Regions from separate parts of the Homo sapiens genome. Here region 2 is linked to region 1. Evidence: read pairs that join two places in POLR2A ChIA-PET (ENCODE). Cell type or tissue: MCF 10A. All regions are shown on one strand. Each heading gives the region's core, and the rest is flanking DNA. Links, peaks and the distances in the headings are about the cores only. Region 1 overlaps EGFR (epidermal growth factor receptor). Region 2 has its middle 39 kb from the start of LANCL2.

The links. ChIA-PET counts read pairs that join two places held together with the same protein. Peaks named below come from ENCODE experiments on the same cell type or tissue, not always from the same donor. Only the 100,000 strongest peaks of a DNase experiment are listed, where the experiment ranks them.
Region 2: POLR2A ChIA-PET joins it to region 1 with 6 read pairs; 2 of 35 experiments call an interaction of 5 or more read pairs at or near these places.

Annotation. Positions count from the first base shown.
Region 1 is chr7:55,199,219-55,216,215 of GRCh38, forward strand. It overlaps EGFR (epidermal growth factor receptor), which reads left to right. Exons shown (of 28, transcript NM_005228.5): 24 at 1,098-1,195; 25 at 1,970-2,137; 26 at 2,517-2,564; 27 at 3,299-3,407; 28 at 6,038-12,410. The coding sequence ends at 6,399. Among named protein-coding and RNA genes, the nearest start is that of EGFR-AS1, 19 kb to the left of the region's middle. RefSeq lists an enhancer at 15,016-15,516. In MCF 10A, for the core only: no CTCF peak of the experiment used is centred there; no DNase peak of the experiment used is centred there.
Region 2 is chr7:55,321,839-55,329,838 of GRCh38, forward strand. No RefSeq gene overlaps it. Among named protein-coding and RNA genes, the nearest start is that of LANCL2, 39 kb to the right of the region's middle. In MCF 10A, for the core only: no CTCF peak of the experiment used is centred there; a DNase peak (open chromatin) is centred at 3,743.

The sequences.
Region 1 (16,997 bases), core at 3,885-11,884:
GCAGTGAGTAACAACATAAGGCTAATAGAGTCAACATTTCTGCTTTGACTTAAACCTTTTAAACCAGTGGATTTATGTGAAGTCTCTGCAGTGTGGCATTTAAACATTTCAATCTAAATAAGAGTGTGTAATTTGATTGATGCTATTATTCTACCAGATTCACGAGTGCAGTGGGCTCTGGAGGTAGCATTACATGCATGGGATGAGCATTTGCAAAAGAAAGTTGTATAGGGAATATGACAGAGCCAAGTTAATGTAAATATTAATGCCTTTCTGAACTCTAGGCCACAGAGTTGATCTTTTTTAACTTCCTTGGTTTGGGCTAAGGAAGCTGTGATCCAGAGAAGCCACGTGATTTGTCTAAGGTCACATAGCAGTCTGGCCTAAAATAGCTTGATATGCTGTGGATGGAAAATAAATGTGATCCCTCAAGAGGCATGAGGATTTCCAGGCAGTAGCCATACCTCCAAATTGTTTAATCTGGATTTAGATTGTTGGGTAGTCACATGCAGCAGCACAGTTAACAGTGTGTCCTCCTGTGGAAGTTGCCAGCACAGCCAGCCCTCTCACTTGCATGCATGCCCACCAGCCTTCTCACTTGCATGCATGCCCACTGGGTATGTGCTGTACTGGAGACGCCGGGGGTAGGGGCCCAGTCCCAACCCCAAATTCTTTAAAGCCTATTTTTCTAAGTTGCATCTGGTTTCCTACCTGAAGGAATGCTAAGGGTGGATGTTGAGTGAGGACCTTGGTGCAGGGCACCCTGCAGTCAGGATAGTTCATGGAGAGCAATTGTACAGACCCACACTGCTCCATCCCCTCAGGCGTAACACAGGATGCTGACCCCAGGAAGAGTGGGCGTAGAAAAACTAGAGGGCATTATTGTTATTCTGATTCAAATGTACAGTGCTGGCATGGTCTTTAAACAGTAACCAGTACTAGCTGGCCAAGACAGAAAAGTCTACCACAAAGACTTGGTTCTTTCATCACTTATTTGACTGGAAGTGTCGCATCACCAATGCCTTCTTTAAGCAATGCCATCTTTATCATTTCTTCCAGTGTTCTAATTGCACTGTTTTTTCTCATTCCTTCCCCAGGCTGGATGATAGACGCAGATAGTCGCCCAAAGTTCCGTGAGTTGATCATCGAATTCTCCAAAATGGCCCGAGACCCCCAGCGCTACCTTGTCATTCAGGTACAAATTGCAGTCTGTGCTTCCATTGGGAAGAGTCCCTCTAATGAGCATCTCATGTCACTGTGTTCTGTCACATGCCAGCCTGGCCTCCCTGTGTCCCAGATCGCATTATTAAACCCTCCAGCGCATTAGAGCAAGCCTCAGTAAGGCGCAGGCCACATCGTGAACTAAGCAGCATCCGTGAGTGGGGCCCACCCAACTCCATCTCCCCCTCCCCGTCTGAACTCTCCTCTGGTGCTCGTCCTCACTGTCCGGCTAGCCAAAGCCTCAGCTGGGTCTAAGAGAGAAGCATGGTCTATTGGGCTTTGGTGTCAGGCAGACGTGGCTTCACACCCCTGACTCTCCACTTCTTCGCATCACCCAGGCAGCCGATCCACCTATCTCCTTCCATAACACAGGAATACCAAAACCAAGCTCACAGGATTGTCTCAAAGATTCAATAAAATATGTTGCAAAATACGCTCCCTAACACCTCACAGCAAGGTGCACACTCGATGAATGCTGCAGCTTCTTCCCTTTCTGTTTCCTCAGAAGCTATTTGAATCTCATGTAGGGGCTTTCAAGCATCAAAGGATGGTTCATGTTTTATTTTAAGGCACCCACATCATGTCATGAGGGGAGGCAGCTATAATTTAGAGAACCAAGGGGGATTTCATTATAACAAAATTGGCAAACACACAGGCACCTGCTGGCAATAGACCCCTGCTCCTATAGCCAAGAAGTGGAATAGCATCTCTACGGGCCATTCTAATAGCCTCAAAATCTCTGCACCAGGGGGATGAAAGAATGCATTTGCCAAGTCCTACAGACTCCAACTTCTACCGTGCCCTGATGGATGAAGAAGACATGGACGACGTGGTGGATGCCGACGAGTACCTCATCCCACAGCAGGGCTTCTTCAGCAGCCCCTCCACGTCACGGACTCCCCTCCTGAGCTCTCTGGTATGAAATCTCTGTCTCTCTCTCTCTCTCAAGCTGTGTCTACTCATTTGAACAAATTGAATTTTAGGGAAAATAACCATCTAGTGAAACTCACATGGATATGAAGTCAATTTTAACCAAATGGTAAAATCAAAATCAAAATAAATTAAGTGTATTAATTATTTTGTTGCATTGCAACAACTTGATTGTAAGCCTTTTAGGTCCACTATGGAATGTAATTAAATCAAAACTAAACCTAGTTGCTCTAAAACTAACGATTAAGACAAAAATTAAACACCTTCACAATATACCCTCCATGAGGCACACCACCTGCATTCAGGAAAAGTGGATGAGATGTGGTACAAGCATTCCATGGGCAACTTCTCTGTTTCTTTTTCAGAGTGCAACCAGCAACAATTCCACCGTGGCTTGCATTGATAGAAATGGGGTATGTATGAACACCTTATAAGCCAGAATTTACAGCTCTCCACTATGGCTCTATTTTACATGGAAAATGCCTTAACCTAAATAATTTTAACCCAGATAATCTTGAGTTTTCTTCCTGTGTGGGTTTTTCCCTGCACGGCTGTCACGCCTCACAGTGCCGTTCAAAGCGTGACTCCTGGACCAGTAGTAGCATCGCCTGGCCTTGTTAGAAACGCCATTTTTCAGGCCACTGCCCCAGTTTGACCAAATCAGGACCTCTGGGGGTGGCACCCAGTAGTCTATGTTTGAGCCACTTTCCAGGTGATGCTGATGTCTGTTGAAGTGTGAGGCCGTGGTCTAGACCGCACTGTGCCATGCAGAAACCACTAGCCACATGTGGCTACTTCAACTTAAATGTTAATGAGTTAAAATGAAATAAAATATAAAATTCAGTTTCTCACACATGTGAAGTGTCCAGTAGCCACACGTGGCTAGTGGTGACCGTATTGAAGAGCACCGCTCATAGCACACCTCCCTCACTGCGGAAAGTTCTGCTGTACAGCACCCAGCACAGCCCTGCTGCCCACCCTGCAGCCTGTGGCCCAGTAGCACCAGCACCCACCAGGGTGCAGACTCTCAGGCCTGCCCAACCTACTAATCAGAACCAGCATCTCAAGGAGATCTCGGGTGATTTTTGCAAACACTGAAGTTGGGGCAGCCCTGACCGGAGTAACCTTCCCTCATTTCCTCCTGCAGCTGCAAAGCTGTCCCATCAAGGAAGACAGCTTCTTGCAGCGATACAGCTCAGACCCCACAGGCGCCTTGACTGAGGACAGCATAGACGACACCTTCCTCCCAGTGCCTGGTGAGTGGCTTGTCTGGAAACAGTCCTGCTCCTCAACCTCCTCGACCCACTCAGCAGCAGCCAGTCTCCAGTGTCCAAGCCAGGTGCTCCCTCCAGCATCTCCAGAGGGGGAAACAGTGGCAGATTTGCAGACACAGTGAAGGGCGTAAGGAGCAGATAAACACATGACCGAGCCTGCACAAGCTCTTTGTTGTGTCTGGTTGTTTGCTGTACCTCTGTTGTAAGAATGAATCTGCAAAATTTCTAGCTTATGAAGCAAATCACGGACATACACATCTGTGTGTGTGAGTGTTCATGATGTGTGTACATCTGTGTATGTGTGTGTGTGTATGTGTGTGTTTGTGACAGATTTGATCCCTGTTCTCTCTGCTGGCTCTATCTTGACCTGTGAAACGTATATTTAACTAATTAAATATTAGTTAATATTAATAAATTTTAAGCTTTATCCAGATACTCATAACCTGCTAACACACACACATATACACACACATACACATACACACATATACACACACCACACACATACACAGACACCACACACATACCATACACAGACACATACACATGCACACACATATACACACACACCTCAAATACATACACACCACACACACATACATGTATACACACATACACACACCACACATACACCACAAAAACCCCACACACATACACATATACACACCACACACACCACATACACACACGTATACACACATATATACACACATACACCATGCATACATACACACCACACATACATACAGACACACCACACACACGTACACACAACACACAACACAGACACGTACACACACTACAGACATGTATGCACACATACACACACACCACACATACATACACACAGACACATATACACTACACACACCATTACATACACACGTACACATACACCACACACACCACACATACACACACCACACACACATACGCCACACACACACCACAAAAACCGCACACACATACAAACATATACACACTACACCACACATACACACACACACCACACACCACACACACACATACACACACCACACACACCACACATACACGCACCACACATACACACACGTAGACACACCACACACACCACAGAAACACACATTAACACACCACATACACATATGTATGTGCATATACACACCCACACCCCACACACACATGTATAAAGATTTAGATATATATAAAACATATGTTATATATATGTTGATGTAATATCTAATATCTATATATCTAATATGTAGTTTATTAGCTATCTAATATCTATGTCATATATATCAAAATCTTTATATATAAAAATATGTAGAAATCTTTATACATATGTTATATGTATATAAAGATTTAGATATATAACATATGTAAGTTATATATATGTTAGTGTAATATCTAATATATAGTTTATTGGCTATCTAATATAATATAAACAGATTATCAATATTATAAGCTATTAGAAAAATGCAAGTTAAGGCAGATGATATACCTCTTTACACACCAACTACACACACCAACTACACACACACATACACACAGACACACACGACACACACCATACACATGTACACACACACCACATATACACAAACGTACACACACACCACACACACATACACACCACACACACACCACACATACATACACATCCACACACCACACATGTACACACGCCACACACACACATACACACCACATACACATATGTATGCACACATACACACCAACACCACACAGACACCACACATGCATAAACATATAGACATATACACACCACACACCATATGTACACATGTACACACACACCACATATACACACAACACACACAAATACACACACCACACACACACCACAAAAACCCCACACACACACAAACATATACACCCCACACATACGCATATATACACACACACATACACACCACACACATACACACCACACACACACCACACATACACACACGTACACACACCACACACACACCACAGACACACACCACACATACATACACATACACACACCACACACACGTACACACACCACACACACCACAGACACACATAGACACACCACATACACACCCACACCACACACACACAACTCATACCACACATACATACACAATAGACACATACACACCACACACACCATACATACACACGTATACACACACCACATATACACACACGTACACACACACCACACACACCCACATGCACACACCACACACACATACAAATATACACCACACACACATACACCACACACACGGTGCACATACACACACATATACACACACCAGACACACATACCACATACACATCACACATATATGTATACATGCATACACATACACACACACATACACACACTCTCCTCAAGGCAGTTTATCCTCTGAGAACTTTAAATTTACAAAAGACACATATGTCCATTACTTTGAGAAGGACAGGAAAGAACCCACTTTCTTTTGCAGCAACAGCAAGAGGGCCCTCCCGAGGCTCCTGCTCCCTGTCATAAGTCTCCTTGTTGAGGACATTCACAGGGTTCAGAACCCAGGGATCCTGCATGGGATGGTGCTTTGCTGATTACTTCACCTCTGATTTCTTTCCACTTTCAGAATACATAAACCAGTCCGTTCCCAAAAGGCCCGCTGGCTCTGTGCAGAATCCTGTCTATCACAATCAGCCTCTGAACCCCGCGCCCAGCAGAGACCCACACTACCAGGACCCCCACAGCACTGCAGTGGGCAACCCCGAGTATCTCAACACTGTCCAGCCCACCTGTGTCAACAGCACATTCGACAGCCCTGCCCACTGGGCCCAGAAAGGCAGCCACCAAATTAGCCTGGACAACCCTGACTACCAGCAGGACTTCTTTCCCAAGGAAGCCAAGCCAAATGGCATCTTTAAGGGCTCCACAGCTGAAAATGCAGAATACCTAAGGGTCGCGCCACAAAGCAGTGAATTTATTGGAGCATGACCACGGAGGATAGTATGAGCCCTAAAAATCCAGACTCTTTCGATACCCAGGACCAAGCCACAGCAGGTCCTCCATCCCAACAGCCATGCCCGCATTAGCTCTTAGACCCACAGACTGGTTTTGCAACGTTTACACCGACTAGCCAGGAAGTACTTCCACCTCGGGCACATTTTGGGAAGTTGCATTCCTTTGTCTTCAAACTGTGAAGCATTTACAGAAACGCATCCAGCAAGAATATTGTCCCTTTGAGCAGAAATTTATCTTTCAAAGAGGTATATTTGAAAAAAAAAAAAAGTATATGTGAGGATTTTTATTGATTGGGGATCTTGGAGTTTTTCATTGTCGCTATTGATTTTTACTTCAATGGGCTCTTCCAACAAGGAAGAAGCTTGCTGGTAGCACTTGCTACCCTGAGTTCATCCAGGCCCAACTGTGAGCAAGGAGCACAAGCCACAAGTCTTCCAGAGGATGCTTGATTCCAGTGGTTCTGCTTCAAGGCTTCCACTGCAAAACACTAAAGATCCAAGAAGGCCTTCATGGCCCCAGCAGGCCGGATCGGTACTGTATCAAGTCATGGCAGGTACAGTAGGATAAGCCACTCTGTCCCTTCCTGGGCAAAGAAGAAACGGAGGGGATGGAATTCTTCCTTAGACTTACTTTTGTAAAAATGTCCCCACGGTACTTACTCCCCACTGATGGACCAGTGGTTTCCAGTCATGAGCGTTAGACTGACTTGTTTGTCTTCCATTCCATTGTTTTGAAACTCAGTATGCTGCCCCTGTCTTGCTGTCATGAAATCAGCAAGAGAGGATGACACATCAAATAATAACTCGGATTCCAGCCCACATTGGATTCATCAGCATTTGGACCAATAGCCCACAGCTGAGAATGTGGAATACCTAAGGATAGCACCGCTTTTGTTCTCGCAAAAACGTATCTCCTAATTTGAGGCTCAGATGAAATGCATCAGGTCCTTTGGGGCATAGATCAGAAGACTACAAAAATGAAGCTGCTCTGAAATCTCCTTTAGCCATCACCCCAACCCCCCAAAATTAGTTTGTGTTACTTATGGAAGATAGTTTTCTCCTTTTACTTCACTTCAAAAGCTTTTTACTCAAAGAGTATATGTTCCCTCCAGGTCAGCTGCCCCCAAACCCCCTCCTTACGCTTTGTCACACAAAAAGTGTCTCTGCCTTGAGTCATCTATTCAAGCACTTACAGCTCTGGCCACAACAGGGCATTTTACAGGTGCGAATGACAGTAGCATTATGAGTAGTGTGGAATTCAGGTAGTAAATATGAAACTAGGGTTTGAAATTGATAATGCTTTCACAACATTTGCAGATGTTTTAGAAGGAAAAAAGTTCCTTCCTAAAATAATTTCTCTACAATTGGAAGATTGGAAGATTCAGCTAGTTAGGAGCCCACCTTTTTTCCTAATCTGTGTGTGCCCTGTAACCTGACTGGTTAACAGCAGTCCTTTGTAAACAGTGTTTTAAACTCTCCTAGTCAATATCCACCCCATCCAATTTATCAAGGAAGAAATGGTTCAGAAAATATTTTCAGCCTACAGTTATGTTCAGTCACACACACATACAAAATGTTCCTTTTGCTTTTAAAGTAATTTTTGACTCCCAGATCAGTCAGAGCCCCTACAGCATTGTTAAGAAAGTATTTGATTTTTGTCTCAATGAAAATAAAACTATATTCATTTCCACTCTATTATGCTCTCAAATACCCCTAAGCATCTATACTAGCCTGGTATGGGTATGAAAGATACAAAGATAAATAAAACATAGTCCCTGATTCTAAGAAATTCACAATTTAGCAAAGGAAATGGACTCATAGATGCTAACCTTAAAACAACGTGACAAATGCCAGACAGGACCCATCAGCCAGGCACTGTGAGAGCACAGAGCAGGGAGGTTGGGTCCTGCCTGAGGAGACCTGGAAGGGAGGCCTCACAGGAGGATGACCAGGTCTCAGTCAGCGGGGAGGTGGAAAGTGCAGGTGCATCAGGGGCACCCTGACCGAGGAAACAGCTGCCAGAGGCCTCCACTGCTAAAGTCCACATAAGGCTGAGGTCAGTCACCCTAAACAACCTGCTCCCTCTAAGCCAGGGGATGAGCTTGGAGCATCCCACAAGTTCCCTAAAAGTTGCAGCCCCCAGGGGGATTTTGAGCTATCATCTCTGCACATGCTTAGTGAGAAGACTACACAACATTTCTAAGAATCTGAGATTTTATATTGTCAGTTAACCACTTTCATTATTCATTCACCTCAGGACATGCAGAAATATTTCAGTCAGAACTGGGAAACAGAAGGACCTACATTCTGCTGTCACTTATGTGTCAAGAAGCAGATGATCGATGAGGCAGGTCAGTTGTAAGTGAGTCACATTGTAGCATTAAATTCTAGTATTTTTGTAGTTTGAAACAGTAACTTAATAAAAGAGCAAAAGCTATTCTAGCTTTCTTCTTCATATTTTAATTTTCCACCATAAAGTTTAGTTGCTAAATTCTATTAATTTTAAGATTGTGCTTCCCAAAATAGTTCTCACTTCATCTGTCCAGGGAGGCACAGTTCTGTCTGGTAGAAGCCGCAAAGCCCTTAGCCTCTTCACGGATCTGGCGACTGTGATGGGCAGGTCAGGAGAGGAGCTGCCCAAAGTCCCATGATTTTCACCTAACAGCCCTGATCAGTCAGTACTCAAAGCTTGGACTCCATCCCTGAAGGTCTTCCTGATTGATAGCCTGGCCTTAATACCCTACAGAAAGCCTGTCCATTGGCTGTTTCTTCCTCAGTCAGTTCCTGGAAGACCTTACCCCATGACCCCAGCTTCAGATGTGGTCTTTGGAAACAGAGGTCGAAGGAAAGTAAGGAGCTGAGAGCTCACATTCATAGGTGCCGCCAGCCTTCGTGCATCTTCTTGCATCATCTCTAAGGAGCTCCTCTAATTACACCATGCCCGTCACCCCATGAGGGATCAGAGAAGGGATGAGTCTTCTAAACTCTATATTCGCTGTGAGTCCAGGTTGTAAGGGGGAGCACTGTGGATGCATCCTATTGCACTCCAGCTGATGACACCAAAGCTTAGGTGTTTGCTGAAAGTTCTTGATGTTGTGACTTACCACCCCTGCCTCACAACTGCAGACATAAGGGGACTATGGATTGCTTAGCAGGAAAGGCACTGGTTCTCAAGGGCGGCTGCCCTTGGGAATCTTCTGGTCCCAACCAGAAAGACTGTGGCTTGATTTTCTCAGGTGCAGCCCAGCCGTAGGGCCTTTTCAGAGCACCCCCTGGTTATTGCAACATTCATCAAAGTTTCTAGAACCTCTGGCCTAAAGGAAGGGCCTGGTGGGATCTACTTGGCACTCGCTGGGGGGCCACCCCCCAGTGCCACTCTCACTAGGCCTCTGATTGCACTTGTGTAGGATGAAGCTGGTGGGTGATGGGAACTCAGCACCTCCCCTCAGGCAGAAAAGAATCATCTGTGGAGCTTCAAAAGAAGGGGCCTGGAGTCTCTGCAGACCAATTCAACCCAAATCTCGGGGGCTCTTTCATGATTCTAATGGGCAACCAGGGTTGAAACCCTTATTTCTAGGGTCTTCAGTTGTACAAGACTGTGGGTCTGTACCAGAGCCCCCGTCAGAGTAGAATAAAAGGCTGGGTAGGGTAGAGATTCCCATGTGCAGTGGAGAGAACAATCTGCAGTCACTGATAAGCCTGAGACTTGGCTCATTTCAAAAGCGTTCAATTCATCCTCACCAGCAGTTCAGCTGGAAAGGGGCAAATACCCCCACCTGAGCTTTGAAAACGCCCTGGGACCCTCTGCATTCTCTAAGTAAGTTATAGAAACCAGTCTCTTCCCTCCTTTGTGAGTGAGCTGCTATTCCACGTAGGCAACACCTGTTGAAATTGCCCTCAATGTCTACTCTGCATTTCTTTCTTGTGATAAGCACACACTTTTATTGCAACATAATGATCTGCTCACATTTCCTTGCCTGGGGGCTGTAAAACCTTACAGAACAGAAATCCTTGCCTCTTTCACCAGCCACACCTGCCATACCAGGGGTACAGCTTTGTACTATTGAAGACACAGACAGGATTTTTAAATGTAAATCTATTTTTGTAACTTTGTTGCGGGATATAGTTCTCTTTATGTAGCACTGAACTTTGTACAATATATTTTTAGAAACTCATTTTTCTACTAAAACAAACACAGTTTACTTTAGAGAGACTGCAATAGAATCAAAATTTGAAACTGAAATCTTTGTTTAAAAGGGTTAAGTTGAGGCAAGAGGAAAGCCCTTTCTCTCTCTTATAAAAAGGCACAACCTCATTGGGGAGCTAAGCTAGGTCATTGTCATGGTGAAGAAGAGAAGCATCGTTTTTATATTTAGGAAATTTTAAAAGATGATGGAAAGCACATTTAGCTTGGTCTGAGGCAGGTTCTGTTGGGGCAGTGTTAATGGAAAGGGCTCACTGTTGTTACTACTAGAAAAATCCAGTTGCATGCCATACTCTCATCATCTGCCAGTGTAACCCTGTACATGTAAGAAAAGCAATAACATAGCACTTTGTTGGTTTATATATATAATGTGACTTCAATGCAAATTTTATTTTTATATTTACAATTGATATGCATTTACCAGTATAAACTAGACATGTCTGGAGAGCCTAATAATGTTCAGCACACTTTGGTTAGTTCACCAACAGTCTTACCAAGCCTGGGCCCAGCCACCCTAGAGAAGTTATTCAGCCCTGGCTGCAGTGACATCACCTGAGGAGCTTTTAAAAGCTTGAAGCCCAGCTACACCTCAGACCGATTAAACGCAAATCTCTGGGGCTGAAACCCAAGCATTCGTAGTTTTTAAAGCTCCTGAGGTCATTCCAATGTGCGGCCAAAGTTGAGAACTACTGGCCTAGGGATTAGCCACAAGGACATGGACTTGGAGGCAAATTCTGCAGGTGTATGTGATTCTCAGGCCTAGAGAGCTAAGACACAAAGACCTCCACATCTGTCGCTGAGAGTCAAGAACCTGAACAGAGTTTCCATGAAGGTTCTCCAAGCACTAGAAGGGAGAGTGTCTAAACAATGGTTGAAAAGCAAAGGAAATATAAAACAGACACCTCTTTCCATTTCCTAAGGTTTCTCTCTTTATTAAGGGTGGACTAGTAATAAAATATAATATTCTTGCTGCTTATGCAGCTGACATTGTTGCCCTCCCTAAAGCAACCAAGTAGCCTTTATTTCCCACAGTGAAAGAAAACGCTGGCCTATCAGTTACATTACAAAAGGCAGATTTCAAGAGGATTGAGTAAGTAGTTGGATGGCTTTCATAAAAACAAGAATTCAAGAAGAGGATTCATGCTTTAAGAAACATTTGTTATACATTCCTCACAAATTATACCTGGGATAAAAACTATGTAGCAGGCAGTGTGTTTTCCTTCCATGTCTCTCTGCACTACCTGCAGTGTGTCCTCTGAGGCTGCAAGTCTGTCCTATCTGAATTCCCAGCAGAAGCACTAAGAAGCTCCACCCTATCACCTAGCAGATAAAACTATGGGGAAAACTTAAATCTGTGCATACATTTCTGGATGCATTTACTTATCTTTAAAAAAAAAGGAATCCTATGACCTGATTTGGCCACAAAAATAATCTTGCTGTACAATACAATCTCTTGGAAATTAAGAGATCCTATGGATTTGATGACTGGTATTAGAGGTGACAATGTAACCGATTAACAACAGACAGCAATAACTTCGTTTTAGAAACATTCAAGCAATAGCTTTATAGCTTCAACATATGGTACGTTTTAACCTTGAAAGTTTTGCAATGATGAAAGCAGTATTTGTACAAATGAAAAGCAGAATTCTCTTTTATATGGTTTATACTGTTGATCAGAAATGTTGATTGTGCATTGAGTATTAAAAAATTAGATGTATATTATTCATTGTTCTTTACTCCTGAGTACCTTATAATAATAATAATGTATTCTTTGTTAACAATGCCATGTTGGTACTAGTTATTAATCATATCTAACCAACTGTAGGTGTTCTTTCCTGATAACTTTTTTAAAAAATCAATAAATTATTTTTAGAGCAGTTTTAGGTTCACAGCAAAACTAAGCAGAAAGTTCAGAGAGCCCCCCCTGTCGCTAACCAGCCTCTCCCACCATCACCATCGCACCTCAGGAACCAGAGAACTTTTTAATGGAAAAAAAATCCAAGCCAGCTCGGAGGCTTCCTCCTGTGTCTGGGCCAGCCCCTCGGGCTCTCAGATGCATTCCAACTCAAGCTCTTCACATGCCAGAGCCTTCCAGTGCCCTTGAGACCCCTCATTCCAAAGATCTCTTCATAGTTTTTCTCCTTCACAGAGCCAAGAGGGAATTCCCTGATGGAACAGATTTTTCTATGGCAAGCCCAGGTTTTATTTCTTCAGAGTACCAAAATAATTAGAAGTTTGCCCTGATTCTGCTAAAAATCAGAGGAATTAAGTGGGTCCCAGCATGGGCAAGGGGCCTCCCATTCAGCTGCCCCACTCACCGCCAACCTCTCTTACATGTGGGTGGTCCCACCCTCCACCCAGAACTTTCATGGCAGGAGCTCTCACTGCCGTGTTTAATGTAATGAAGCCACTACCTGCACATCGGGAATAGCCACGGTGTGGCAGGGGAGGGTTCTAGGGAGTCCGAGCTCAGACTGCAGTCAGGCTTCCTTACCACAGGAGCATGTTCTGAGAAATGCATCATTAGGAGATGTCATCACCGTGCGAGCATCACAGAGTGTACTTCACACATCTAGATGGCACAGCCCAGCACAAGCCTAAGTGATACGGCGTAGTCTGTTGTTCCTAGGCTAATGATCTGTACAGCCTGGGACTGTACTGAATACTGCAGGCAACTGCAGTACAATGGTAAGGATCTGTGTATATAAACATAGCTAAATGTTAAAAAGACACAGTGAAAACGTGGTATTATAATCATATGGGACCATGTGAACATCGTTATGTGGCACATTATAGAAAACCCAGGTTCTGTGTCTAAACGCTTAAACAGATAAATGAGTACAGATAGTTTTCTCAGTTCTAGCTGTAAAAGTAGAGTTAGGGGATTTGAACTCAACACCTGAGAAAAAGCAAACCTGTTGATGAAGCAGATGATGCTACCAAAGAGGAGAGAACAGCTTCCCAAAACCCAGCATCAAGGGCCGAGCAGCCAGGAGGCTGGGTGGGGATGCACAGGGCGAGGAGGGCAGGCAGGGTGCCTCCTGCAGGCATCAGAGAGTGGACCAGCACCAGACGCAGCTCCTCTCTCCTGATGGGATGGCCCTGGGGCTCCTGGTGGCTCTGACTTCTGTAAAGCGTCTCCCTCCGGCGCCTTTCCCTCCACCAGCCGGTGGCTGCACAGTGCCCTGCCTTGTTTCTTTCACACAGAAGTGAGGGCAGGAAGCAGGCTGTGCCAGCTCACACCACCCCTAATGCTCGCAGCGCTGACTCTAATTGTTTCCAGGAAGATCGCAGCTTTGCTTTTGTGCTGTTCCTGGTGAATGCCATCCGTTGTCTATGCACAAACATGGGGCTGAGAGTAAACCACATTTCCTTGTGGAAGCAGGACTTCAGGATAGCCAGGTCCACGAACAATGAGAAAATCCGGAGCTTCCCAGCATTCTGCTCAAGGCCCAGCATCCCATATCGGAACCCGCCGCACCCACTGCTCTCTCAGCTCCTGAGCCTCCACACCCTGGCTGCCTGGGAACACCTCAGGCACATGCAGGTTTAATATAATCAAAGCCTTCAATTAGGGGGTTTAGTCCATATGGAGGAAGTCCAGATTCTGCAGATGAGACAAGCATGGGGAGCATTCTGAGGTGCTGGCTTTCTGAGCCTGAAATGTTCCCCCAAGTGGAGGCCACGGCCGGCCATCCCACTGAACAGCCTTCACCTCAGGGCAGACTCAGTGGCACCACTGATTTGTCACTGACCGTCACGATTCCAGCTGAAGCTGGGTGCAGATGGGGTTTCAGCTGGAAGAGGTTTTCCCTTTGGGCCAGTAATCCTATAAAAGTCATCATACCTGTCTGGGGAGATGGGCGATTTCCCTAGAATGGAGAGTCCAACGTGCAGGAGGGAGCTGCTCTTCCTGTCGGGCCTTGGGTGCACCCCTCATAGGGCTCAGGTCCCACTGCTCCAGAAAGGACCTTTAAACACTCAGGTCGAGAAGCAGCAAGATCACATTTGGTATTTGCCCTAGTCTTAAAAACAATAAACAAAGCATGATAGGGAGCCCATGGGCAGATGTCTGCAATTTATAAATGTGTGCCCTGAAGCACCCTCACCCTTCTGTGCTCATCACCTCTGAGCCCCGGGGACATGCACCCCGGGGAGGCCAGCCCTGCCCTCACTGCCTTCTGTGGCCTCTGCCTTCCATCTTTCTCTCTACATGGACGCAGGGCTAGGAAACCTAGAGACTGGGTTCTAAAAGAAATAGAAACCTCTTTTTTACCCTGCTCCTGAGAGTCAACCCTTCTGAGCTCAAGCAAAGGGCATTCCCGGTCCTCAGCTCCTTGCCCCCACATAGATCTGAAGTGAGCCTGTACCGCCCACCTCTCAGTTCTCAACTGTCGCTTAATCCTGCCCCACAATAGGCCACCCCTGGGCTACAACTTGAGCTTCTAGGTGTGCACACTGAAGGCTCTGAACAGGCTCACAGCCCGGGGACACTCGGCAAGGACTCCCCACATTCCCAGCACCTGAGCGAGGCCCAGAAAAGAGAGGGGCAGGCACCAGATTGGCAGCTTTGTATCCTTTCTGCCCACCCCCAGGGAAAGGGTGTAGCCCATATATGGGGAAGGGGGGCTGGGGAGGCCAGGGGCTCTGCAAGCCAGGGTCCACGTCACTTAGGACTGAAGGCGGCACTGCCCAGGCAAATGGCACCTGAAAACCCAACAGGAACCTGGAGGCCCAAAGCCTCCAGGCGCCTAAAAACCCATTCACTTTTCTAAACTGCATAGTCCCTTATTTGAACCAGTAATGTCCTTAAAACCTCCAGTGCAGCTCTATCTCGGAGGGAGTGGAGGTGGGACCTGGGAAAGCCATCCCTCTCTCACTCCAGATGGCTTGGGGCCACCCCTTACTGACTATTTTCATTCTAAAGAGGTTGCTTCTGTCACCCTTTCAGCTTCTCCAGACCCCTCTCCTTCCATCTTTCTCTCTTGTATAATCTAACCTTTCCTGAACCCAAGCAGAAATGCAGTGACAAACCCACAAGATATTCAAGTGCTGGCACGCTTCTCTCTGCACTTGCACTTTGCCTGGGCTGACTGGCTTCTCAAGGGCAAGTCTAAGGGAACACTGGCCAGTGCCACATACAGACTTTAGGGGTCAGGGACAAAGAGATGTGATGTGTGATCTACAGCGTTTCTCCTGTAGATCAATGACACAGAAGACGCCGGAAGGGCAGGCCCCATTGCTGAAACGTTTGCCAGGTCCAAATGGTTTTGGAGCACACTTGCAAACTTTCAAAGAACAGCTAATTTTTGTATTAAAGTGTTTCAGAGCACAAAAAGATGGGAAGTTTCTCAGTTTATTCTACAAGGTCCGAATAGCACTAAAAATCAGAGAGATACTAGAAAAAGAAAACTATAGCTTTATTCATGAATGTAGATGTAGAAATCCTAAATGAAATGTAGGAAATGGAATTATTTATTCTAGGAATTAAAAGATAGCTCATTTTGTTTATACACGTGAGGAAAATAATAGGTGAAATGTTAATATTAACTCATGTTCATAAGGCATCAATAACGCCCAATCACATTGCTGTTAAAATCTCTTAGTCACTTGGGAATAGAGGACAACATGTTTAATTGGATTAAAGTATCTGTCAAAAATTAATAAGAAACATCAAACATAAAAGTGAAATACCAAGAACCTAGCACCTTAAATCAGAACAAGACAAGGATAACTATTATCACATCTATTATTCAACACTCCAGAAATCCAGTGTTTTGGGGGACAAGAGAAGACATATTACTTAAATATGATATATTTGCATCATTAGAATATAGTCAGAAAACCAAATCTAGTCAGCAGCCTATTTCTATGAGGTTTTATTAGGACACAGCCATGCCTACTTATTTATGTATTGTCTGTTATGACTGCTTTTATACTACAGTGGCAAGTTGGGTAGTTGGAACTGAGATCCTTTGACCTGCAAAGCCAAAAATATTCCCTGTCTGACTTTTTACAGCAAAAGTTTGCCTCTCCCAAAATAATTAACTGAAAACAAAATTAAACAAGAAAATCAGTAGGGTAAGCACATAGAAATATAATCAGTAGTTTTTCTACATACCATCCATCATTAATTAGACAACATAATGGAAAAGAATTCCATTTAAAATAGCAACTAAAACAACAAAATATCTAGAATTAAACTTAAATGTGTGAGAATAATATGAAAACAAAAACTAAGAATCCTTTCTGAGGCATAAAAGGAGACTCAAAAAGATATATTACATTCATGGACATGAAGACGATGTTATAAAGATACCAATTATCCCTAAATATAACATACATTCAATGCAATTCAAATGAAAATT
Region 2 (8,000 bases), core at 1-8,000, 120 kb after region 1:
ACAAACAGCTCCATTACAAAGTGGGCAAAGGACATGAACAGACACTTCTTAAAAGAAGATATTCATGCGGCCAACAAACATAAAAAAAAGCTCAACATCACTGATAATTCAAGAAATGAAAATCAAAACCACAACGAGATACCATCTCACACCAGCCAAAATGGCTATTATTAAAAAGCCAAAAAAAAAAAAAAAAACACAGATACTGACAAGGTTGTAGAGAAAAAGGGATGCTTTTACACTCTTGGTGGCATGTAAATTATTTCAACCTATGTGGAAGACAGTGTGGTGATTCCTCAAAGACCTAGAGACAGAAATACCATTTGACCCAATAATCCCATTACTGGGTATATACCCAAAGAAATATAAATCATTTTACTATAAAGACATATGTATGTTTATTGCAGCACTATTCACAATAGCAAAGACATGGAATCAACCCAAATACCCATCAATGATAGACTGGATTAAAAAAAATGTGGTACATATATACCATGGAATACTATGCAGCCATTAAAAGGAATGAGATCATGTCCTTTGCAGGGATATGACTGGAGCTGGAGGCCATTATCCTCAGCCAACTAATGCAGGAACAGAAAATCAAATACCCCATGTTCTTACTTATAAGTGGGAGCTGAATGATGAGAACACATGGATACATGGAGGGGAAAAACACACACTGAAGCCTGTTGGAGAGTGGGGGGTGGGAGGAGGGAGAGCATCAGGAAGAATAGCTAATGGATGCCAGGCTTAATACCTAGGCGATGGGATGATCTGTGCAGCAAACCACCATGGCACATGTTTACCTATGTATGAACTTGCACATCCTACACATGTACCTCTGAACTTACAATAAATAAGTAAATAAATTTTTAAAGCATTAAAAAATAAAATAAAATAAAAAGATAAGGGCACTTTTTTACAATGTAGTCATGTTACCAATATCACACCTTAGAAAGAATTAATTTCCTCAGTAGCATCAAATATCCAATCAGTATTTAGGTGACCAATTATCTATAAATGTCATAAATATTTTTAAATTTGTTTGAATTAGGGTCCAAATAAGGTTCACATGTTCAGATTGGTTAATATGTCTATTAAATCTATAAGGTTCCCCTTCATATTGTTTTTCTTTGACATTTACTTATTGAAGAAACCAAGTCTTTCATGGTGTCATGTTCACCTTAGTATGGATTTATCTGATTGAATCACTGAGGTGTCATTTAACATATTTCTCTGTCTTCTGTTATTTTCTGCAAATTGGTAATTGAAGACTTGATCCACCTTTTTGCAAACTTCTTCATAGGTGTTGCTGTGTACTTCCAGGAGGAACATATAATGTAGGACTCTCTCTTTCTCTTTCTCTCTCTCTCTCTCTCTCTCTCTCTATATATATATATATATATGAAGTTATCTACCATTAATATCCAAAGCCTAGCTATCTTAATTCATTACTGGCATTACTGGTCATGAAAAGGTAACATTCTAATCCAGTCTTTCCTTTTTCTTTCTCTGTCGCCCAGGCTGGCGTGCAGTGGCATGATCTCAGTTCACTACAAACTCCGCTTCCCAGGTTCAGGCGATTCTCCCACCTCAGCCTCCCAAGTAGCTGGGATTACAGGTACATGTGCCACCACACCCAGCTAATTTTTGTATTTTTAGTAGGGACAGGGTTTTACCATGTTGTCCAGGCTGGTCTCGAACTCCTGACCTCAGGTGACCCACCTACCTCAGCCTCCCAAAGTGTTGGGATCATAGGAGTGAGCCACCGTGCCTGGCCTCATTTTTCATCTATTAGCTGACATACATCCACAAAAAGAAAATGTTCTCTTTTGCTGTCTGGGTTGCCCATTGCTGTAGTACACAGAACGAAGTTAAGTTAAAGGTTTGATTCTTTCATTTATGTACCACTTTTTAACGTGCCACTTTTCAAAAAAACGAGTTGATTCACTAGCATTCTCCAATAGTAATTAAGTTTTTTGTTTGTTTGTTTTTGTTTTTTGAGACAGCATCTTGCGATCTCGGCTCACTGCAACCTCTGCCTCCTGGGTTCAAGCAATTCTCCTGCCTCAGCCTCCCGAGTAGCTGGGATTACAGGCATCCGCCACGATGCTCAGCATTTTTTTTCTTTTTTTTTTTTTGTATTTTTAGTAGAGATGGGGTTTCACCATGTTGGCCAGCCTGCTATCCAACTTCTGACCTCAGGTGATCCGCCTGCCTCGGCCTCCCAAAGTGCTGGGATTACAGGGGTGAGCCACCGCACCCAGCCAGTTTCTTTTTCAATGTTGTCAAGACCATCAATTTAAACATATTTAATAGATGAAGGAGACATAAAATTAGAAAGATATAGAATACTTAAAACTTAATTAACATTTTCTCCTGTTTCTTGGGACAGAGGAAAAAAACATAATTAACAAGCTTGCATCAATAATTGAAGAAAATACATTTTTAATTGAAAAATAATTCACATACCATAAAATTCATGCTTTTAAAAATGTTTTTTATGTATTCAGAAAGTTGTGCTATCCAATTCCAGAACATTTTGCAACTCCCAAAAGAAACCCATACCCATTAGCAGTCATTCTCTGTTCCCTTCTCACCCCACCCGCACCCTGCCCCTGGCAATCACCGATCTATTAATACTTTCTGTTTCTATGGATTTGCCTAAAAAATACATTCTTTTTAAGTACATTTGTAACATCTGAGAAAATGTAAACTAAGTCTGTTTCTTTAAATGTAAAGGAAATAAAAGCCAGAAAGCAAATTCCAACAACATTCAAAGGATTGATATTATATCATTCACATTATTTGACAAAAATACAAATAAATCTAAAACAAATAACAAATAAAATTATGCCACAAAATAATAAAATAATACCACATTGGAAGATGAACAATACATTTATTTGACTCACGGATTAGAGACCATGGATCATAATGCCGATATCTATACTATGTAAGATATTCCCTCCTTTGTAGTACCTATTTAAACCTAAATTTTAAAATATTAAATGGCAACCTGAAGGTATTCAAGAGCATTTTAAAATCCTGTTGTGGAGTGTGAAAGGAAGAGAGGAAGAAAGGAAGCAGGGCCACTGGTCTAAAGAGTCCTTGAGAAGGCTGCTGGGGCTGGCCATGCTCAAGGAGATGGTGCTCACCTGCGGCCAGGTGGGCAGCAGGGAGAGGTGACACGTGGCAGAGCTGGAGTTTCAGAACAATGGCCATGCTGTGAGTCCTGGCACTGTCCATTAGGGCGAAAAGCTTTTCTGCTGGGAGTGAGAGGCCTCATGACTCGGTGCTAGGAGCCCCCTCGGTCATGAGAACACGGGTGCATCCCCAAAACCTCCTTTGCATCAGATCCCTGCAGCAGTGAAGCACATTCCCACTGCTCCTTCCATTTACGTCCACCAATTGATGGTCACTCCGCCAGCTGAATGATGGATAAGAATCCCTCTCAAATGTTAAAGGACTTCTAGTCATCCAAATTTCTGATTTCACATAAACTTGTTAAGATCACACAAAACCTGCATTTCAAGTCGCCCCAGCATTTTCACCCTGTAGTACCTTTGGCAACATCACTGCAATGCTTTCTGTCAGCCAATGTGGATCAAAACTGCCAGCAGAACATACTATTTTCTGCCATGATTGGCAGAAAGCAGGAGCACAGTTATGGAGTAAACAGATTGGCCGGCACTTGGCAAGCTGAGGAAACCACACGTACTTGGCCCTCTCTGGCCCCTGGGACACATCCAACTCTGCTATATTAGTGACTGTGATACTGTACTCTCCAGAATTCCAAAGTATGAGCTATTTCTGAGGGAAACGGGTCAAGCTGACTCAGCCTGTGTACAGTTGCTGAACAGAGCTCCAGTCAAGTGATGCTGCAGGGAAATGCAGCAGGAGCATCCTGGCCTGGTGTTTTGCTAAGGCCGGTGGTCTTGCCAGAGTAGGAGGTACATACAGGGCACTACTGGGGGGCAGTGGCAGGAATTCAGCACCCACAGCAGGATGCAGACTCTGGCTCCCCACAGTATTGGCAGCAAATTCCAGAGACCCATGATCAGTAGGCATCTAAGGACGCTAAGGCACTCTTTGAGCAATAAGAATAGTTTGTGGGTCCTATACCCACAAACCCAGATCCCTCTCCTCTCACTTTACCAGGAAACAAAGTGAAAGGAGGGTGGCCTGGGCTTCCAATATTGATTGGTTTTGTTGCTAAGAAAAGCAATTCATTCCTCTTTCCGTTATTGTCTTTTCTTAGACTGGTGGCCAAGAAACAATAGTCACGTATGAAACTCCAAGTTGTTTGAAAATTTAATGTGAAACAGTAGTTAGTGAGTTTTCCTTCATGCCAAACTGTCCTGCTAAAACAAACGTCAGGTGGCTGTCACCTCAGCCAAGATGTAAGGACTCACAGACGGCCAGCCATGAAGCCATTGGCCAAGGGCCCACAGGACATCTGTTCTGGGTCTGCCACCGAGTGTGAGCCAAGAAAGTCAGATCTGAGAATAAAATATTTCCAAATATTATTTTCCTCTGGACCTGATTTACAAAGCATAACACAAGCTGGGGAAGAGGGAGTTTTTCCAGATAAACAACCTGGCATAGGGGGAGGTCATGTTATTTTAAACATGGAGCTCATACAGGAGAGTTTCTGGTCCCCAAGATCAGGGAGCATTCGCTGTGATGGTAATTTTCATTATTTTATGCTAACTCTGAAATACGTAGCATTCCAACATCAGTCTAAAAAAAGGCGCTCACTAGAGGAAAGTGAGCCAGCAAGCACCTGTCCTCCACGAACAGAGGCCCTTGACATTTGGCTCCGCCACAGTTAGAGGGAAGGACTCCTCCAAGAAGTCAGCTCCTGCTGTTGCCTTCTCTTCCATTTCTACTCTCCCACGATTTCTCCCCAGGAGAACATACACACAGGCATTGACAAGCAGAGCTATTATGTGACATTGTATGCAGACCTCATGGTAAAATTATTGGCACAGCTTGTATAAATTACAGATGCACATTTTCTTAATCAACCCAGGCTCTATACATTAATTGCATAGATCTTCCAATTCAGGCTCACCTACTTTTTTCTTGAATAAGGTAGCAGTTGTTTTTTAAAATATAATAATAATACATGCTGACTATCAAAAGCTTAAGAAATAAAAAATTCAAATTGACAACAATCCTTCCACTAGTGAAACCTACTGTATTATAACACTGAGTATAATACATATGTACATAAATATACACACGCACACATGCACACTGAAATCTTGGCATTCATGGGGTAAACATTTGCAATTTCAGCTCTTCCTCGGTAACTCCAGTTTGCACCCCTGCAAGGCACAAATCTCAATCTGGTGTGTGGGAGAATATTGCTAAGCTAATGAGCAATCCTGCAGAAGTTCCTACCATGATGCCTAGATCTCTGGATGTCATAGATAATGCACAAGCGGATTTGAATCCAATCCATGTCAATAGATTTATTTGAAAATCCTACCGATAGTGACAGAGACCTGTTCATGCTCAGCATGTAGAGGAAGTGGGTGGAGTTAATAAACAGGCTATCCATAGATGTGAGTGGAAACAAAGGGAAATACATATGGAACACACAACGAGTAGAAAGGAAAACCAGGGAGGCAGACCAGGGCAATGCTCTCTCCCCTGCCTGAGGGATTTCCTCGCCTCTACTTGCTGCTTTCTGTGCCTTCCACCACAGTTATCTCTGCTTCTTCCACTTCCGAATGCCTAAAAATGGCCATTTCAGCACCCAAGAATAAATGAATCTTAGTCCAATTTCCCCAAGAAACTGAGTTTCTGTCTGAATTTCAACATCACTGGGATATAATCAGATTGGCATGCCTCATCGTTGATTGCCAGGCCAAGGACTGCTAGCCAGGCTTTGGAAGGATGGTCCTGGAGGCCAATATATACCCTGACCTCATCAGCTGGTCCTGTGGCTCTCGAAGAATAGCCTTCCTCAGACAGGACACGGACTGGTTGGTATACAGAGCCTCAGACTGCTCAAATCTGGCACTTTGTCTTTAATGTGACAGGGCAACCTTCTTTCTTTGCCACTATAAAACAGATGCAACTTTATTTCTAGTATTTTCTACCCAAGTTTTCCACTTAGTGTTAACACTCTTAACACATTTTGTAAAAATTTAAATACATTTTAACACATTTTCTTAACACATACTTAACCAACCTCCTTGCTACACTCTTTGCCCACGTTAGAGTTCAATTCAGTACAACATAGCTCATCTTTTCCTCCATACTCTGTACCTATTTGTGTACTAATGGTGGCCCATTCTAAAATCTTTACCACTGGGTGATACAGTTTGGATAGTTGTCCCTTCCAAATCTCATATTGAAATATGATCCCCAATGTTGGAGGTGGGGCCTGGTGGGAGGTGTTTGGGCCATGAGGGCAGATCTCTCATGAATGGCTTAGTATCCTCCCTCCCTATGATAGCAAGTGAGTTTGGGCTCTGTTAGTTCACATGAGAGCTGTTGTTTAAAGGATCCTGTCACCTCTTCCTCTCTCTCTTGCTCCCTCCTCACCATGTGACATACTTACTCCCCATTTGCCTTCTCCCATGACTGGAAGCTACCTGAGGCCTCACCAGAAGCAGATGCTGGTGCCATGCTTCTTCTTTCTTTGTTGTTGCTGTTTTTGTTTTTGTGTTTGTTTTTGATACAGAGTCTCACTCTGTCACCTAGGCTAGGGTGCAGTAGCCTGATCTCAGCTCACTGCAACCTCTCCCTGCCAGGTTTAAGTAATTCTCATGTCTCAGCCTCCCAAGTAGCTGGAATCACAGGCACACACTACCATGCCCAGCTATTTTTGTATTTTTTGCAGAGACTGGGTTTCACCTACGTTGACCAGGCAGGTCTGAAACTCTTTACCTCAAGTAATCCACCTGCCTCGGCCTCCCAAAGTGCTGAGACTACAGGCATGAGCCACTGTGCCTGGCCTTCCATGCTTCTTGTACAACCTGCAGAACCATGAGCCAAATAAACATGGCTTATAAATTAGCCAGCCTCAGGTGTTCCTTTATGGCAACACAAAATGGGCTAATACACCGGGTGAGCCCAGTATCTCTGTATGCGCTGCTCTTGGCTTTATTCACATTTCTAATGGTAGAAACGGTAGGATGGCACGGAGTTCAGAAAAGTAAGGTTTTATGTTAACCTCTGTATAGATACAGCACATTTTGATACCACTATTTTCCAGCCTGATGGATTTTTGACTCTGTGATTATGAACACAAACATCTTATTGAAAATTATATAACTATTGATAAATTTTACTTCAGAAAACATTTACCAAAGCAAAATCCATTGATCTATTTTCATTGATAATTTATGTAACACATAAAGTGTTTCCATCTCTTTGTTTTCATTTTTATTTCATGGAAAATATTTTATTTGGAATGGATTATTGTGAATAGTACATTTGTTTTTCTTCTGTACATCATATTGAATCTGCTTCAGTGCCTCATGCAGCCAAAATGGAAGTACCAATTGAGGGCTGTATGAGTCAGGGTCCTGAGAGGACACACATTGCCCACTCAGCCGAGATATTTTCCTTTTTAGCTTAAGAGATTGCTGTTTTGGCTTTTATTATATATTATTCAAAAAACAAACTAAAGTTACACATCATTACTTGAATTTTAGTAGTTTCTGACCTTTGACACTTAAAAGTGGTTGTCTTAGTTCATTTGGGTGGCTATAACAGAACACACAGACTGGGTAATCTATAATAAACAGGTATGTATTTGGTTTACAGTTCTGGAGGTCGGGAAGTCCAAGAGCATGCTGCTGGCATTTGTCAAAGGCCTTCCTGCTGTGTCATCCCGTGGTGGAAGGCAGAAGGGCCAGAGAGGGTGATGGCAAGCTCAATTCACATCCATCACAAGCCCACTCTGGCAACAGTGAATCCACTCCCTCAATAATAACATTAATCCTTTCATGAAGGCAGGTCCCTCATGGCCTAATCAC